Linked DNA regions of Homo sapiens: regions 1 and 2 are each linked to region 3. A link is an interaction called in ENCODE POLR2A ChIA-PET data of the cell type or tissue named here. Cell type or tissue: Caco-2. All regions are shown on one strand. Links, peaks and the distances in the headings refer to the core of each region. The heading gives the core; the rest is flanking DNA. Region 1 overlaps TMEM181 (transmembrane protein 181). Region 2 overlaps TULP4 (TUB like protein 4). Region 3 overlaps TULP4 (TUB like protein 4).

What was found. ChIA-PET counts read pairs that join two places held together with the same protein. Peaks named below come from ENCODE experiments on the same cell type or tissue, not always from the same donor. Only the 100,000 strongest peaks of a DNase experiment are listed, where the experiment ranks them.
Region 1: POLR2A ChIA-PET joins it to region 3 with 7 read pairs; 2 of 35 experiments call an interaction of 5 or more read pairs at or near these places.
Region 2: POLR2A ChIA-PET joins it to region 3 with 6 read pairs; 4 of 35 experiments call an interaction of 5 or more read pairs at or near these places.

The regions. Positions count from the first base shown.
Region 1 is chr6:158,569,749-158,575,393 of GRCh38, forward strand. It overlaps TMEM181 (transmembrane protein 181), which reads left to right. Exons shown (of 17, transcript NM_001376852.1): 2 at 3,672-3,775. Among named protein-coding and RNA genes, the nearest start is that of TMEM181, 12 kb to the left of the region's middle. In Caco-2, for the core only: no CTCF peak of the experiment used is centred there; a DNase peak (open chromatin) is centred at 2,433.
Region 2 is chr6:158,384,356-158,390,000 of GRCh38, forward strand. The region is part of intron 1 of TULP4 (TUB like protein 4); the gene reads left to right. Among named protein-coding and RNA genes, the nearest start is that of SNORA116, 64 kb to the left of the region's middle. In Caco-2, for the core only: a CTCF peak has its summit at 2,903 (motif pointing left); no DNase peak of the experiment used is centred there.
Region 3 is chr6:158,472,734-158,478,378 of GRCh38, forward strand. All of the region lies in intron 6 of TULP4 (TUB like protein 4), which reads left to right. Among named protein-coding and RNA genes, the nearest start is that of TMEM181, 85 kb to the right of the region's middle. RefSeq lists enhancers at 2,027-2,599, 2,647-2,696, 3,017-3,096, 3,117-3,196. In Caco-2, for the core only: no CTCF peak of the experiment used is centred there; DNase peaks (open chromatin) are centred at 2,568 and 2,878.

The DNA of each region.
Region 1 (5,645 bases), core at 407-5,406, 97 kb after region 3:
TGCCATCACACCTGGCTAAGTTTTGTATTTTTGTAGAGATGGGGTTTCACCATGTTGGCCAAGGCTGGTCCCGAATTCCTGACCTCAGGTGATCTGCCTGCCTCGGCCTCCCATGCCCTTTCTGGGATTGCAGGCGTGAGCCACCGCACCCAGCCTCTCATGCCCTTTCTTAAGGCCTCTTTTTGCAACGTTCCTTCTCATTTGCTAAATAACTGTGCTAGTAGGGGGTCAATAATGTGTTTTTGAAATCAAGATTTAAAATATAGTTATTCTGGTTTTCTCTGCTTCCAAGTAATTTCTCTTGTGCTTTTAGCCTCTGCTTGGGTAGTTCTCGGAGCTCCATAGTCTTGGGACTGTGGCTGCCCCGGGGGACGGGACCTCCGAGAACGTTGTAGTGGAGGAACTCAGAAATAGCAGTGTCATTGTTTAAAAGCTACTTGAGCTTTACAGCAGAGGGCCAGAGATAGCAGAGTGTTTCCGTACACTTTTTTTTTTTTTTTTTGAGATGGAGTCTTGCTCTGTCGCCCAGGCTGGGGTGCAGTGGTGCAATCTCAGCTCAATGCAAGCTCTGCCTCCCGGGTTCACACCGTTCTCCTGCCTCGGCCTCCCGAGTAGCTGGGACTACAGGTGCCCGCCACAAAGCCTGGCTAATTTTTTTTTTTTTTTGTAGTTTCAGTAGAGACAGGGTTTCACCGTGTCAGCCAGGATGGTCTCGATCTCCTGACCTCGTGATCCGCCCGCCTTGGCCTCCCAAAGTGCTGGGATTACAGGCATGAGCCACTGCGCCCGGCCCCGTACACTCTTCTTCAATTCACAGGTGGGGAAACAGGTCTGGAGTCAGTATACGTGCCCAAGATGCTGCAGCCCTGCCCTCTGCACCCACACTCTGCAGAGGTAGCTCTGAGACAGCGCTGCAGGCTCCAACCTACACCAACTCCTCTGGGCAAGCCCTGTGGCTTCCCCTCAGGGGGGCACTTCACATAACCTGGCGCATTTATCAAAATGAAGACGTTGACCTTGGTGCAGTACTGTTAACTGAACTAAAGGCTTTATTTGCATTTCCCCACCATCTAGTCCATTTAGCTTTGTGTCATTTTTTTTTTAACTGAAAAGGCCCTGAGCAGCTGTAGGAATCTTCCATTCTGCAGTATTTTGTTTGTTTGTTAGGTTGGTTTTTTTTTTTGAGATGGAGTCTCGCTCTGTCACCTGGCTGGAGTGCAGTGGTGTGATCTCGGCTCACTGCAACCTCCAACTCCCTGGTTCAAGCGATTCTCCTGCTTCAGCCTCCTGAACAGCTGAGATTACAGGCATGTGCCACCACACCCAGCTAATTTTTTAAAAAATTAATTAATTAATTAATTTTTTTGAGATGGAGTCTCGTTCTGTTGCCCAGGCTGAAGTGCAGTGGTGCCATCTTGGCTCACTGCAAGCTCCGCCTCCCGGGTTCGTGCCATTCTCCCGCCTCAGCCTCCCAAGTAGCTGGGACTGCAGGCACCCGCCACCGCGCCCGGCTAATTTTTTGTGTTTTTTAGTAAAGACGGGGTTTCACCGTGTTAGCAGGATGGTCTCGATCTCCTGACCTTGTGATCCGCCCACCTTGGCCTCCCAAAGTGCTGGGATTATAGGCGTGATCTGCCCGCCTTGGCCTTGTGATCTGCCCGCCTTGGCCTCCCAAAGTGCTGAGATTACAGGCCTGAGCCACCACGCCTGGCTGCTAATTTTTGTATTTTTAGTAGAGACGGGGTTTCATCGTGTTGGCCAGGATGGTCTCAATCTCCTGACCTCGTGATCCGCCCGCCTTGGCCTCCCAAAGTGCTGGGATTATAGGCATGAGCCACCGCGCCCGGCCATCTGCAGTGTTAATAACGTATTAAACACACCATGCTTAAACTAAGGAATAGACTTGACACCTGGGTTAACTGCGGAAGGTCAGAGGAGACACTTCTTCCTGGGCCAGCCTTCACACTTTGCAGGGCTTGCCCAGAGGAGTTGGTGTAGGTTGGAGCCTGCAGCGCCGTCCCAGAGCAACCTCTGTGCAGTGCAGGTGCAGAGGGCAGGGCTGCAGCATCTTGGGCACATGCACTCTCTCCAGACCTCACTTTCCCCACCTGTGAATTGAAGGTGTTGAGTTTGCTCCCTGAGGTCATTCCTATGGCTCCTGGGCCTCTGAGGATCTGTCAGGCCCCAGAGCTGAGTTGGGGCCAGGCCACCTCCTTCCCCAGCTCTCTTGTCTCATGTTTGTGGGTGAGTGTTTGCACTGAGTCCCGGGGCAGCTGTGGAGCCACCTATTCTTTATTTCTTCACCCAGTGACCCTGGTCTGTGTGCTCACTGCCCAGGTGGCCATGCAGGCCCTGCTGGGGGCAGCGGGCCTGGCCTTATCAGAGCTACGTCGCAGAGGTGTTGACTCACGGCCTCACCCTGGCCCTGGGACGGGCCTGGCAGTGACTTCCTGCTCTGCAACTGCAGTCTCTCAGGCGTGTGCTGCGGGGATGTGGGCACGCAGGCCCGTGTGAGCTTTGGACCGTGAAGCCAGTAACCTTCCTGCAGGGCCAGGCTGAGCATACTATGTCCATCTCCCTGGGTGGACGTGCGGCTGCCTGTCCCTGAGGTGAGGTGCTCGGTCTCCTTCCCGCTGGTCTGGCTCCCAAGACCAGAACATGCGAGGACAACAGAGAACACAGAAGAGAGAGCAAAACAGACAGCGCCGCACGTCCCTCTGGTCTGTGGGTCTCCTCCTCAGGGCACAGGGCGGGGGCCGGCCACACCCCTTTTGTCGATGGTTTGACTGGGACACAGCCATGCTCGTGCGTCCTGTGCTGCTCAGAGAAGTAGAGCTGTGCCTTGCGACAGAGACCGGTGTTCCCAAAGCCTCACATGTACTACCTGGGCCTTTACAGAGTTTTCTTTTGTTTGCTGGCCCTTGATACAGGATGTTCTAAAAGAAATGATCCCTGCCTCCTAGAGTTTTCCTGTGACTGGGCAGACACCTGGGAGGGCGAGTGAGTTTCCCTGTCTGTGTAAATCACAGAAACCTGCACGGCAAGGCAGCGTCCGTGTTGGGTGGCACAAGGGGAACCTGAAGTTGTGGAGGACTTGGGATGTGGGCTTGTGGGAATGGCAGAGGGAGGAGTGGGCTTGTGGGCTTGTGGGTTGTGAGGTTGTGAGGTTGTGGGCTTGTGGGAATGGCAGAGGGAGGAGTGTGGTGCTGGCAGTACCTGGAGCTTCGAGTGGGGCCTGGCAGTGTCACCCCCATAGGCCGTGTGCTTGTGGGTGTGCCAGTGTGTGTGCGTGTGTGTATGTATGTGTGTGCATGAGATGAGTAGTGGGATCTGGCCACTGCCTCTGTGGCAGTGACCCCTGGGGGGCCTAGGAGCCCCCCTAGTGCATTCTCCTCGAGTGTGGGGTTGGTGTGCTGCGTGCAGACCGCGGTGGCTGGTGTGTCCACGGACCCTCTAACCCGGAACGTGCAGGAACGCGCAGCTCCTGAATTGGCTGCTGAGGCTGTTTTGTCAGGAGGTTACCTGGTGGCAGTGCAGGCCCACTTCAGAAGTGAGGGACTGGGAGGGGAGGTGGGCAGTGTCGTGTGGGGAGGGGTGTTGCTGCAGGGCCGCTTTCCTGTGACCTCCGGGCCTTCCCCTGACCGTCCCTCACTGCTGGCTTCTGCCCCCAGGCTGGCGCCCATGCGGCTCTACACGCTCTCCAAGCGCCACTTTGTCCTCGTGTTTGTCGTCTTCTTCATCTGCTTTGGCCTGACCATCTTCGTTGGGATCAGAGGTAAGGTTCGGTTTTTACTCATTGAATCTTTTGCCATGCGCGGTGGCCCTGGCGTATTGCTTTCGGTCAGCCCAGCTGTGCCCCTATCTTCCACTGCTAAGGGCCCCAGCGTGGAGGGAGAAGTGTCCACAGGGTGGATGGGGTCCCAGCCCTGCGCTTCTAGCTGCTCTGTCTCTTGTGGGGGAGGTGTGCAGTAAGTAGCCCCGAGTGACCCTGGCCATGCCCTGTGCAGCAGCCAGGGGCAGCCTTGACCACATGCCTTCATTGGCCAAGCAAACGTTTCTAATCTGCTGTGCACGAGACCCAGCTGGGCGCTGGTGTGTCCAGAACATGCTGCCTGGTTGGGGAGACAGGCCATGGAAGAGCTCTGATGCAGCTGATGGGGAGGGGAGGAGAGTGGGGGGCTGATGGCTGTGAGCATGGGGCGGGGTGGCTGTAGGAGCAGTGGGATCATCTAGGCCAATCCCCTTTCTCATGGATGGAGAACCTGAGAAGCCAAGTGGTTTTCACAAGGTTCCCAGAGACCCAGGTGTCTTCAGCCCCGTGCAGAGGGCAGGCAACCAGGAGCCTGACTTGTTTGGAGAGAATCTGTTCCTCCATTGCTTTGTTTCCCTCTTAAATAAAATATCTTTTTCCATAAGGGTGATTTCTGGTAGATATTATTTAATTGATTGACTTAATACTAAAGTGTGAATGGCAGTTAGGCTTAACCTGTCCCAGAGGCAATTTGTGCCTCAAAAGGTTAGTTTCTTACCCAAAACTGGGTTGGTAAATGGACGAGGAAGCTGGGGGAGAGTGCTGTTTATCTGATGGTGATGGTGATAATAGCAGCTGTAGCCAACTTCTTTTCTTTCCCGTTAAGTCATCAAGAAATAAAAATTACATTAATTACAGCACAAGATATATCCATGATCTTACTTGATTTTCACTGCTATCCTTTAAGATTGGTAGGGGAGGCATTAATATTCTCATGGTCTCCAGTCTCAGTGGGACCTCAGCCACCTTCTGTTATTTTAAGCCACTCTTCTGTCTCAAACGTCCATGATTATATCAAACCCTCTCCATTCTTGCAGAAATGAGAAATGTAAAGTGTGCACCAAGGCTGAGATACAAGTGATGTTCAGGATTTCTACATCCCCTTCTTTCTTTCCATACAGTACTCTATTAGTCAGAGTTGTCCAGAGAAACAGAATCAATACGAAATATCTACCTATCTGCCTGCCTGCCTGCCTGTCTATCCTGTCTGTCTGTCTGTCCTGCCTGTCTGTCTATTATAAGGAATTGGTACATGATTATGGAAGCTGAGAAGTCCAAAGGTCTGCAGTCAGCAAGTAAGAGGCCAGGAGAGCCCATGGTGTAGTTCCAGTCCAAGCCCAAAGGCATGAGAACTAGGAGAGCTGATGGAGTAAATTTCCAGCTGAGTCCAGGTCCGAGTCTGAAAGCAGGAGACCAGTGTCCCAGCTGGACACAGAGCAAATTCCCCCTTACTCAGCCAATTTGTTTTATTCAATGGATTGGATGAGGTCCACCCACATTGGAGAGAGCAATCTGCTTGACTCAGTCTACCGATTCACATGTTAATCTCATCCAGAAACGACCCACAGACACAATAGAATAATGTTTAACCAAATGTCTCAGCACCCTGTGGCCCAGTCATGTTGACACATAAAATTATCACAAGTACTCTGCTCCTGATTATTTTATGTGATAAGGTTATTACTATTTTAGAGTTAGGAGTACCTTAGGGACTATTGGCTTAGTAACTGTCATTTTGCAAATGAGGAAATCAAGACCCAGAAAGCCTTGTTAGTGAAGACTGGAGTCCAGATTCTTCTTTTTTTTTTGCCCAGGCTAGAGTGCAGTGGTGCAA
Region 2 (5,645 bases), core at 422-5,421, 88 kb before region 3:
CAGCTCACTGCAAGCTCCACCTCCTGGGTTCACGCCATTCTCCTGCCTCAGCCTCCCGAGTAGCTGGGACTACAGGCACCCACCACCCCACCCGGCTAATTTTTTTGTATTTTTAGTAGAGACGGGGTTTCACTGTGTTAGCCAGGATGATCTTGATCTCCTGACCTCATGATCCACCCTCCTCAGCCTCCCAAAGTGCTAGGATTACAGGCGTGAGCCACCATGCCCAGCCAGCATTTATTTTTGTATCTTTTTATTAGTTGGCAGTGGTTGATCCTTTCCTGAGGCCAAGTATTTGAATTTGTTTGACAGGTGATTAGCCAGCTGTCTAAATTGGGTTTGAGGTGACATTATAACCCCAACTAGGCATGAGGAGTGACTCCGTGTTAGTCAGAGGCCTCAGACCTGAACTCGCCCTTGCTGGTAACAGCTGAAAGACTCTAGGAGCAAGATATTCAGGGACTTGTGGGACAAGGAGATTGTTGGTTCAGAGGATAGTGTGAAGGGCTTATCTCATAAATATCTGGATTGGCTGTAACACAAAGTGACTGCAAAATCAAATGATCTGCTTGGAAAACTTCCCAGAGGTAGCTTTAGAAGTTCCAAAGAAATGTCAGATTCTATCTCCCAATCCCAAAGTCGGGCTTTTAATTAAGTTAAGAGTTAGTCGACTAAGGCAAATGACCTGATGCTTTTATCTGGAAAGAAGTTATCCTCGCCCACGTCAGTGTGTTGATGCCGTGAATGTAGGTTCCCGTTACTGAGTATACCATTCAGTAATTACCAAGAAAAATAGAAAGAGTGCATGGTCACCTATTGGCTTTCTCCCTCCACACTCACCGAAAGTACCATCTTGATAAAAATATCAAAATATCAGGAGCTTATGATAACAGTTTATTACAAGTAAAACATTCAAAGACTCATCTTGCTGACTTTCTTTTACATCTGGCTACTATTATGTATAATTTCTCTGCAGTCAGGGCATCCAGCGTGGTGCCCTTTAGTTAGGTTGTACCATAGATGATAGTCCACAGAGAAGCATTTTGGTCCCAATAAGCAGCATTTTGTGGCAGAAAGAGCTCTGGAGTCAGCAGACTCTGGCTGCACATCCTGGCTTTCAGGCGAATAAATGCGTCACCTTTGTCAGGCTACTCTTTGAACCTCAGATTCTTCGGTGAAGTGGTGATACTATCTGTGTCAAGGGGTTGTGAGGATTCAACCAGTATTATATGCAGTATGTACATATGTACACATATAATTATATACATATTATATATAAAATATAATTATACATGTACAATATATACAAATATACATGTTTTATATACATATAATTTATTACAGTGTGTGGTATGTAAGTTTCCTGGGTTTTTTTTTTTTAAGTTCCTTATAACTTTTACCCTCTCTTCTCCAAAATAGTCTTGCCATCAGATATGATGACATGCAGCTCAGCTTATGTCAGGAAAAGTCTACAAATGTGGAATATCTTTTTTTTTTTTTTTTTTTTGAGAAAAAGTCTCACTTTGTCACCCAGGCTGGAGCACAGTAGTGTGATCATAGTGCACTGCGGCCTTGAACTCCTAAGCTCAAGCAATCCTCCTGCATCCGCCTCCTGAATAACTGGGACTACAAGTGTGCACCACCACACCCAGATAATTTTTAAATTTTTTGTAGAGACAGGGTCTCACTTTGTTGCTCAGGCTGATCTTGAACTCTTGGACTCAAGTGATCCTCATACCTCAGCCTCCCAAAGTGCTATGATTACAAGTGTGAGCCACTATGCCTTGCCACATCATATAATATCTTGATTTTAAAGACTGCAATTGGCTAGCTGAGATACTCACCCTAAATTTTTTTTATTTAAACCTATTCATAACTCTCAGATCAGACTCCTATTAATTATATGTTTTATTACAAATTTCAGGTAAGGTTGGTTTCTGAATTAGAATAATAAATTTGAAATTTCAGTACTGAAACCTTAATAAAGGGGTCATTACTCAAAATTTAACAAGTAAAGCCATATTAATTTAAAATAATTTGGAGGACATCCAGTCTTTCATGGTGACAAAATGAAATTTATAGAGTACTAATAGATATATACTGTAGCCCTGTTTCAAAGAATAAAACTTGCATAAGGTGCTAATAGAGGCAATGTAATAAATTTTCTTTTTACTCCTTACTATATATCTATTTTTTTTACAAAATAATGTTATAATTGTAACTGTTATATGTAAGAAAGACTCTTTAATTCCTTGACTGTAATTTAATATAGTCACAGAATTCAGATCAGATTTTCCTTAACTAGAAAGGCAGTATACCATAGTGTTTAAGTACAGAGGCATAAAACAGACTGCCTGGATTAGAAATATGACTTTACCACTTGCTAGCTGAACAACTTTAGCTAAGTTACTAAACCTCTCTGTTTTCTCTATTTGTAAAATGGGGACAATAATAGCTTCTATCTCATAAGGTAATTGTGAGAACTGAATGAATTCATGCCTGGGAAGTTGTTAGAATGTCTATCTAGTACACAGTGTTAGCTGTTTCTAGAACTTTGAAAATTGTCAGAGAATTAGTATATTTTCTGTTTATTTCTGTCAAAGCGATTGACAGAAATGAACAGGTGAGAAAAATTAGGATAAAGTAGTAAAAATGAAAAAACATAAAAATAGATGATAAAATTGGGGGGGAAACTGCATACCATGCAGTTGAGAGAGTGGGTAAGTGTGTGGGCCCACAGTGCTGCTCCCCAGTCCTCAGAAAAGAGAAGCTGTGGCCCAGGGACCACAGCAGCACTGTAAGTGTGATGGCTGTTTTTATAGATCTGTCAATTAAAGCTCTCAATACAAGCTTCTTGTATTAATGTCAAAGTGCAGATCTAAACTTGAGACCCCTGCTGGTCAGGAACATCCAAACTGGTAGAGGCCTTAAGTATTAGATGACGATCTGTCAGTCCCGTATATCTATCTTAAAATTTCATGACGTTCTGCAACACAACATGCTGTAATAAATGTCCTAATTTGAGGAAATTGGGACTGTACAGTGGCTGATTAATCTAAAAAAAAGGAAGAAAAATTGATTATAATAGGAAATCATTTTAAAATAATGCATAAACACCTTATACGTTTTACTTTAACTTAAAGCATAATTTAAGTAGCAGCCTGATCAGTAAATAGTTTTTTCTTATGCTGACTTCATGGATACCATGGTGTGTTTTCCATCATCCAAGGCATGTTCTACTTGCTGTAAAACATGACACTGCCAATATTTTACTAAAGGTTCTCATGGGATTTCAGGTTGTCTTTTTTTGCATGTGCGTGCACACACACATACATTGTGGCTTCTTTTTTTTCTTAACTTAAAGCTAATTCACATTATGCAATTCAGCTGTGTCAAGTTTTTGTGTACAATTTAAATGGTTACAACTGTTTCTGATGAGCAAGACTCTAAAGCCACCTGGAAATGGAAGCTAAGTAGTGTGCACTGCCTCTTAAGATTATTATCTCTAATTTTTTACATTTCCTCTCTTAATTCAAGTGAAACCTTTTTAGTGACTTGCCTTCAATGAGTCTTTGCAAATTTAACTTAGTTTTCATAGCTAAATTCATATTTGTGAAAGTAAGTGTAACTCAGACTTCTCCAACAAGTGAATTCTAATTGCAAATAAGACAGTAGAACAGCTAATCAGTTCTACTGTCTTATTTAGTACATATTAACATAGTTACTGAGAGAGAAGTGTGCTTTAAGAGATTCAAGTATCTAAAATGGTTTAGCCAGAGTAATCTCATCTTTTTCTATTTTATTTTTATTTTAGCAGATTGCCAGGCTCTAATTCATATAGCACAAGAAAGTAATTTCTATGCTTAACTAGCAAATAATTAACCATGTAATTTTGTTTCTATAGAAGATTGGTAATAAAATTGAACTTACATACATTGTTTAAAGAAAAATAATCTGCTCGTTTTTCTTTTTTTTTTTTTTTTTTTTTTTTTGAGACGGAGTCTCACTCTGTCGCCCAGGCTGGAGTGCAGTGGGGTGATCTCAACACACTGCAAGCTCCACCTCCCGGGTTCACACCATTCTCCTGCCTCAGCTTCCTGAGTAGCTGAGACTAGAGGCGCCCATCACAACGCCCGGCTAATTTTTTGTAGTTTTAGTAGAGATGGGGTTTCACCGTGTTAGCCAGGATGGTCTTGATCTCCTGACCTCGTGATCCACCTGCTTTGGCCTCCCAAAGTGCTGGGATTACAGGCGTGAGCCACCGTGCCCGGCCTAATAATCTGCTCATTTTCTAATGGAAAAAAAAAAAAAAATGCCTGCATCATAGGTATCCTGCACAGGTATAGTTATATTATTGTTTAACAAATCACTTGAAAAATAAACTTACTGTTTAAAAATATAACTTTTTGAAGACATCAAAGTAAGTTAACCTTAAATTATGGCCAATTAGTGGCATAATTGAAATCTCACAAAAGAAGGATATGACACAGACCAGAGTGGATCCCAGTGTGTCCCTGGGTTCTGCAGAAGCACTCTGTGGTGACAGCAGAGGTGGCACCTCCCACCACGGGTAGCTGCCATGGTGGACACAGTGATTTACTGTTGTTAGTCTGTCGAGGTTTCATTTCTCTCTGATTCCTTGTCTGAGTTTTGAAAATGACTGTCCCAACTCAATGTGATGTGGTGTACTGATTTATAGTGGAACTACAAACCAGAATAAACAACAGTTTCATAATTTTGCCAGGTATATGTTTTTGCTTAAAGTATCTTGATAGGCAAAGGATTTAATTTTATCACAAAATTTATAAAAGGCACCAGGTATGGTGGCTCATGCCTGTAATCCCAGCACTTTGGGAGGCTGAGGCAGATGGATTGCTTAAGCTCAGGAGTTTGAGACCACCCTGGGAAACATGGGTGAAACCCCTTCTCTACAAAAAATACAAAAATTAGCCAGGCATGGTGGTATGCACCTTATGTTCCCAGCTACTTGGGAGGCTGAAGTGGTAGGACTGCTTGAGCCTGGGAGGTGGATGTTGCAGTGAGCCGAGATTGCATCACTGCACTCCACATCCTGGGTGACAGAGTAAGACTTTCTCTCTCTCTCTCAAAACAAACAAACAAACAAGAATTCATAAAAGGCAACTTTTCCCTGAGACAAAAGTGAGACAGCATACTTTTTTTTTAATCATATACGTTTAAAATTTGTATTTTGATGTGGAGATCAATAGAAGTGGATTTCAGGATTTTGTACAATTTTTTTCTAAGGTTTTAATTAATTTATTGCAAAATGCTGTGAAAGGGCATATGAATCATGTGGTGTGCCTTTTTCCTTTGAGCTGGCAAAGAGGGCTTTTGACACAGCTCCTGTGTTCTCATTGTGGACTTGGCCCAGTCATTCCTCCCAGACATCATTTGCAGAGAGACCCTTTGGTTTGAGGTTAGAATATCTATTGTAAAGTAAAGCCTGGTTAATCAAATTTATGTCATATGAGCCAGCAGTTATGCTAGGTAGTTTTATTTGATGGCGGGTGGATCACCTGAGGTCAGGAGTTCAAGACCAGCCTGGCTAACATGGTGAAACCCTATCTCTACTAAAAATATAAAAGTTAGCCGGGTGTGGGTTCAAGTGATTCTCCTGCCAGGAG
Region 3 (5,645 bases), core at 417-5,416:
TGCCTGGGACGAACTTGCAGCAGCAGCAGCAGCTTTAAAATTGATTCTCCTGATTTACTTGTAACAGCAATGCTTGTGGCTGGAGCTCTTCTAAGGAAATATGCTCTGATTTATTTTCCTTTCTGTCCTACATGTTGTAATGTAAAATTCTGTAATTTATCTCATTAGCTGTTATCTGTGACTCTCTATATATTCTTGCATATCTGAAAATATAACAGGTTTTCAGAGTTAGCACTACTGACTGAAGTTTGTAGGCTTCAATAATTTAGGCCCAGGTTTTTGTTTTGTTTTATGGTCTTCTGGCATTGAAGGCCAGTGGAGAGGTCACCCTATATTCTGTAAGGTTCAGTTGTTGATGTGATACTGGGTAAAAAATTAAGAGAAGAGAAGGTGGAAAAAGATGGGTATGGGAATTTAAAAATCAAATAAGAGATTGCATGTGTGATTGTGGACTTCTGTACTCTTGGAGGCGAATCCTATAGCAAAAATAGACTTGCATTCTTTCACTTAGGATTAACTCTGCCTGTTCTGCTGAAGTTGCCCCTGTTGTGCTTTTCCCATTTTTTCTTGTAAGTAGATGAGAAAGTCCTTCATGGGTCTTGTCTGCTTACAAAATACAAGGATGGTTGTGTTCTTTTAAAACTAAAATTTGGTTGACCGAACGCTGAACTAGCTTTTATTACTACAATTTAGTTGGTGGCCAAATCATTATAACTTTGTATTCAAAATTGTCTGTGGCTCCAACCAACGTAGTTTGACGGTGACCGATCACCAACTTGGTCTGTTTTTGTTTGTTTGTTTTTAGACAGAGTTTTGCTCTCGTTGCTTAGGCTGGTGTGCAATGGCGCGATCTCAGCTCACTGCAACCTCTGCCTCCCGGGTTCAAGTGATTCTCCTGCCTCAGCCTCCCGAGTAGCTGGGACTACAGGCATGTGCCACCACGCCCGGCTAATTTTCTTGTATTTTTAGTAGAGACAGCGTTTCACCATGTTGGTCAGGCTGGTCTCAAACTCCTGACCTCACTGATTCTCCTGCTTCAGCCTCCCAAAGTGCTGGGATTACAGGAGTGAGCCATAACATGCCTGGCCTTTTAAAAATTTGTTATAAACAGAGTCTCACTGTCTCCCAGGCTGGAGTGCAGTGGCATGATCATAGCTCACTGTAGCCTCAACCTCCTGGGCTCAAACGATCCTCCTGCCTCAGCCTCCCAAGTAGCTAGGACTACAGGTGTGCACCACCACACCCAGCTAATTTTGAAAATTTGTTTTGTAGAGACAGGGTCTTGCTATGTTGCCCAAGCTGGTCTTGAATTCCTTGCCTCAAGCAATCTTCCTGCCTCAGCCTCCCAAAGTGCTGGGATTATAGGCATGAGCCATTGCACCTTGCCCTTCTTCTGTTTTAAAGTGAACTATTTTGCACATGTTTGTACAGACATAAAACATTTCATCCTACTAGGTGCATTTTCTTCAAGACAGATCCCCCATCCTTCTTAGGGAGAGCTACAGAAAGAACAAACAAAGGGTGGAGAGGGAGGCTGGAGAGCCTCCGACTGTCCCAGGAATCTGCCTCCTCGGTGGCCGGGTAGCCAGTCCTCAGCCCAAGGCCTCCCTCAGTCATCCAGAAACCCTGTGCTGGCACTGCCTGGTTTTCCCTGTCCAGGACCAGTATAGTTGGTTTTTGTTCCTCCTACATTTTCAGAAGACTCTATCCAACTCACTGCTATATACAAAAATAGTAATATAGTGAGGAAGCTTTCAATTCCAATTAAATAGATTTCTCCTCTCAGCCAGGCCTCTGCTCAAACCACCTCCAGGGCAGCCTCCCTGCTCCCTCTCTTCAAAAAGACCCCCTTGCTGTTGCTCTGGCTCTCGCTCAACACTGTTTTTTACTTCACGGAATTTCACTACCTCACGTTATCAGGTAGTTCCTGTCACAGATACTGAGATACAGGTTGAGTACTCCTTATCTGAAATGCTTAGGACCAGAATTGTTGTGGATTTCAGATTTCTTTTTAATTTCAGAATATTTGCATTGTATCAGGTGAGCATCCCAAATCTGAAAATTCGAAATACTCCAATGAATATTTCCTTTGAGCATCTTGTTGGCACTCCAAAAGTCAGATTTTGGAGCATTTTGGGTTTCAGATTTTCAGATTAAGGATACTTCACCTGTATTTATTCTCTCCCTGCCACGCCAGGATGTAAGCTCTACAAGGGCAGAGAATGTATTTGATTCATTGTCAGTCCCCTTATAACTAGCATGGATCTGTCCATTTGTATACATTTAGCAAATATTTATCTAATGACTAACAGCTCAGTAGATAAAAAAATGATTGGCTGGACGCATGGCATGTCTTGTGTACTAGCAGGAGGAGAGGTGGCAGAGTAAGGAACGGGCACCAGGCCTTGATTGCCACACTCCCTGGTGGGAGGTGAGGCAGGGCTGGCCCGCATCTTTTCCTTTCCGGGGCTCAGCCTCAGCATTGAGGGGGAGAAGCCAGAGGAGAAGCCTGCCCCTCCATGGGCCACTCGCCTCCAGCACTGTGGCCTAGAGTTTGTCCTTTCCAGCTGAGCAGTGGTTCTCCCTGTTCCACCAGACCCACACTCCCTGAAATGCAGCTCAGTTTCTTGCACTTTTGCCTCAGATTTAGACGTGTAAAATATGTGAACCTCCCTATGCAAATTAAGATTTGAATGTCATCTGCTTCACAGTTCTAGCCATCAGTTCTAAAAATAGTCGTTTTATGGGATTTGAGAAAGAGATTAAGACCGCAAACTTACAATTGAGTTTTTCCCTAGCAGACAGCAGCTGTTCAAACACAACGTGAATCTGGGAGCTTTGAAGAGCTGTGCTGTTCTGCTGCGGCTCAGCCTAGTAGGCGGAGGTTCTTAGGGAGGAGGTACCTTCAGCATGGGTGAGGTCTGTGGGCCTGCAGACAGTGTGTTCATGTTCTGCCATCACCCATGAACCTAGAGGACAGAGTGATGGAAATTGATGACTGTGAGGTGGCAAAATCAGGACTAGCGTTAGTGAACGCCCCGCCCCGTGTCTGTGGCCACATGCAGTTAGCGCCATTTGACTCTTGTTCTTGCCAAAACTACAGAACATTTGTAGCGAGGGCTTTATAGGCTGGAATACCAGTAAACAGCCAGGGAAAAATTAACACCAGCAGAAATGTGACTTTTAAAAAGTAAGATGACCTGTTAGGGACTTTCTGTGGACTTACAGGGGTCCTGAGAAGTCATACCCTGCTGCCTCACTTCTGACCAAACAGTCATCACAGTCATTCATTTCCCCAGGTCAGTGATGACTCAGAATCTTCAGACAAGAGGGGCAGTTCTTGTTATCTGTCACTCCTTCCCCGTTTTTCTAGCACAGCCTTAAAATTATTATGGCAAAGGTACCAGCGTTTATTTTGCTGCTTTATCATCTTACATGGACTATATGCTACACAAACTAAATTAAATTAAATCAATGTGTCCGTGCCCTGCCCTCTCCCAGAGTAAGTTTTCACTTACTTGGGCAAGTAAATGAGTGCTGCACCCTAATTAATTTAATGTAAATTCCTGTGTTGGTGTTCTTGTCCCATTCTTAGAAGAGGGGATTTCCTGGTAACGTTGCCCTAGATAATAATTATTCCTTTGAGACCCTGCAGACCTCACTTCTCCAGGCTAAATAATTTCAGCCCTTTTTCTCCCAGGTTCTAATGTTCCATCCTTTAATCTTTCGCGTCTTCTCACTCCTGCTTGGCTGAGAATTCCAAGTCGTCCGAGCGAATGCGCTACCTGGTTTGGAGTCACACCATCCTCCCTCGCCTTCGAGATGTGCCAGCGACTGTGTTCCGTGTTCATCCAACCATGCTACCTGCCTAATTACCTGTGGGCTCTCTTCTGCTGTGATGAACCCCGCAGATCATTTATTTATATGCTGTGTAAACAGCCTGTTTCTCTTCCTATTTGCCTTTTCTATAGACATGTTTGGTTTGTTTCTGAGTAAAGCAGCTTTGACCAAATGGACTAAGGGGCCATCTGGGGCTCACGATTTTGTATGTGATGGACAAATGGTTAAATTTTTCAGTGGAGTATTACGCATTCTTTAGGCTGTGGTATCAATATGTTGGCACTTCAGAGAGTCAGCACCATGTAGTAAGATAAGGACCAGCAGTGGAGCTGGGGAGGGATGAGAATCACAGCTCTTCCACCATTTATTACTATAACAAGGTACCTAGCCTGCCTTAGCCTCTCTAACCTCATATGTTAGATGAGAATAATGTTATTCATGTGGGAGAGTAGAACGGATGCAGTGAATTCAGGTATGTGAGCATTTGATGTGCTTGCTGTTGGAATGTAGTTTTGCAGACAAGGTTGTTTTTGTCAGGATGGGTGGTAATTATATATATAAAGGTAACAAAGCTGATTTTCATCTAGTTGAAGGTCTGTGTGAGTGGTTTAAGTTCTTGGTACAAAGATATAAGAGACACATACTTATGATAATTTTATATAAAATATATCATCAACTGTTATACAGAGATAGTTACTATGAAAAGCAGAACTAGGAGGGAGGAGGACAGAGGATAAATACAGAGTGTCTGCCTTTCAGATAGCTGGACTAAAGAGGAATGGGAAATTAGAGGGAAGAAGTGTCTGATGTTTCTGCAGCCAGTCAGGTTGTGCTCATTGAAAACTGTTTTTCCAAACAACCTCATTAAAAAGTGGGCAAAGGACATGAACAAATACTTTTCAAAAGAAGACATACATGCAGCCAACAAGCATATGAAAAATGCTCAACATCATGAACCATTAGAGAAATGCAAATCAAAACCACAGTGAGATACTATCTCACACCAGTCAGAATGGCCATTATTAAAAAATCAAAGAATAATAGATGTCGGCATGGTTGCAGAGAAAAGGAAACGCTTCTACACTGCTAGTGGGAGTGTAAATTAGTTCGGCCATTGTAGAAAACAGTGTGGCAATTCCTCAAAGAATTGAGAACTAACGTTCGACCCAGCAATCCCATTACTGGGTATATACCCAAAGGAATATTTGTTCTATCATAAAGACCCATGCATGCATATGTTCATTGCAGCACTATTCACAATAGCAAAGATATGGAATCAACCTAAATGCCCATCAGCAGTAGACTGGATAAAGAAAATGTGATACATAAACACCATGGAATACTATGCAGCCATAAAAAAGAACAAGATCATGTCCTTTACAGGAACATGGATAGAGTTGGAGGCCACTATCCTTAGCAAACTAACGTAGGAACAAAAAAACCAAATACCATATATTCTCACTTCTAAGCCGGACCTGAATAACAAGAACACATGGATACAGGAAGGGGAACAACTTGAGGGTGGAGAGTGGGAGGAGGGAGGAGGGAGAAGATCAGAAAAAATGCCTGTCGGGTACTATGCTTATTATCCAGGTGACAAAATTACCTGTACACCAAATCCCTGTGACACAGTTTACCTATATAACCTGCTTGTGTACCCCTGAACATAAAAGTTAGAAACAAAAATAAAACCATTTTTTGGGGGACTTGAGCTCTAAGTTATGAATATTGTCTTAGGGGGCTCAGAGGTAAAGGGACAGCAGCGTATCTTTAAGATCAAGCATGATTTTGTTACTAATAGAGCC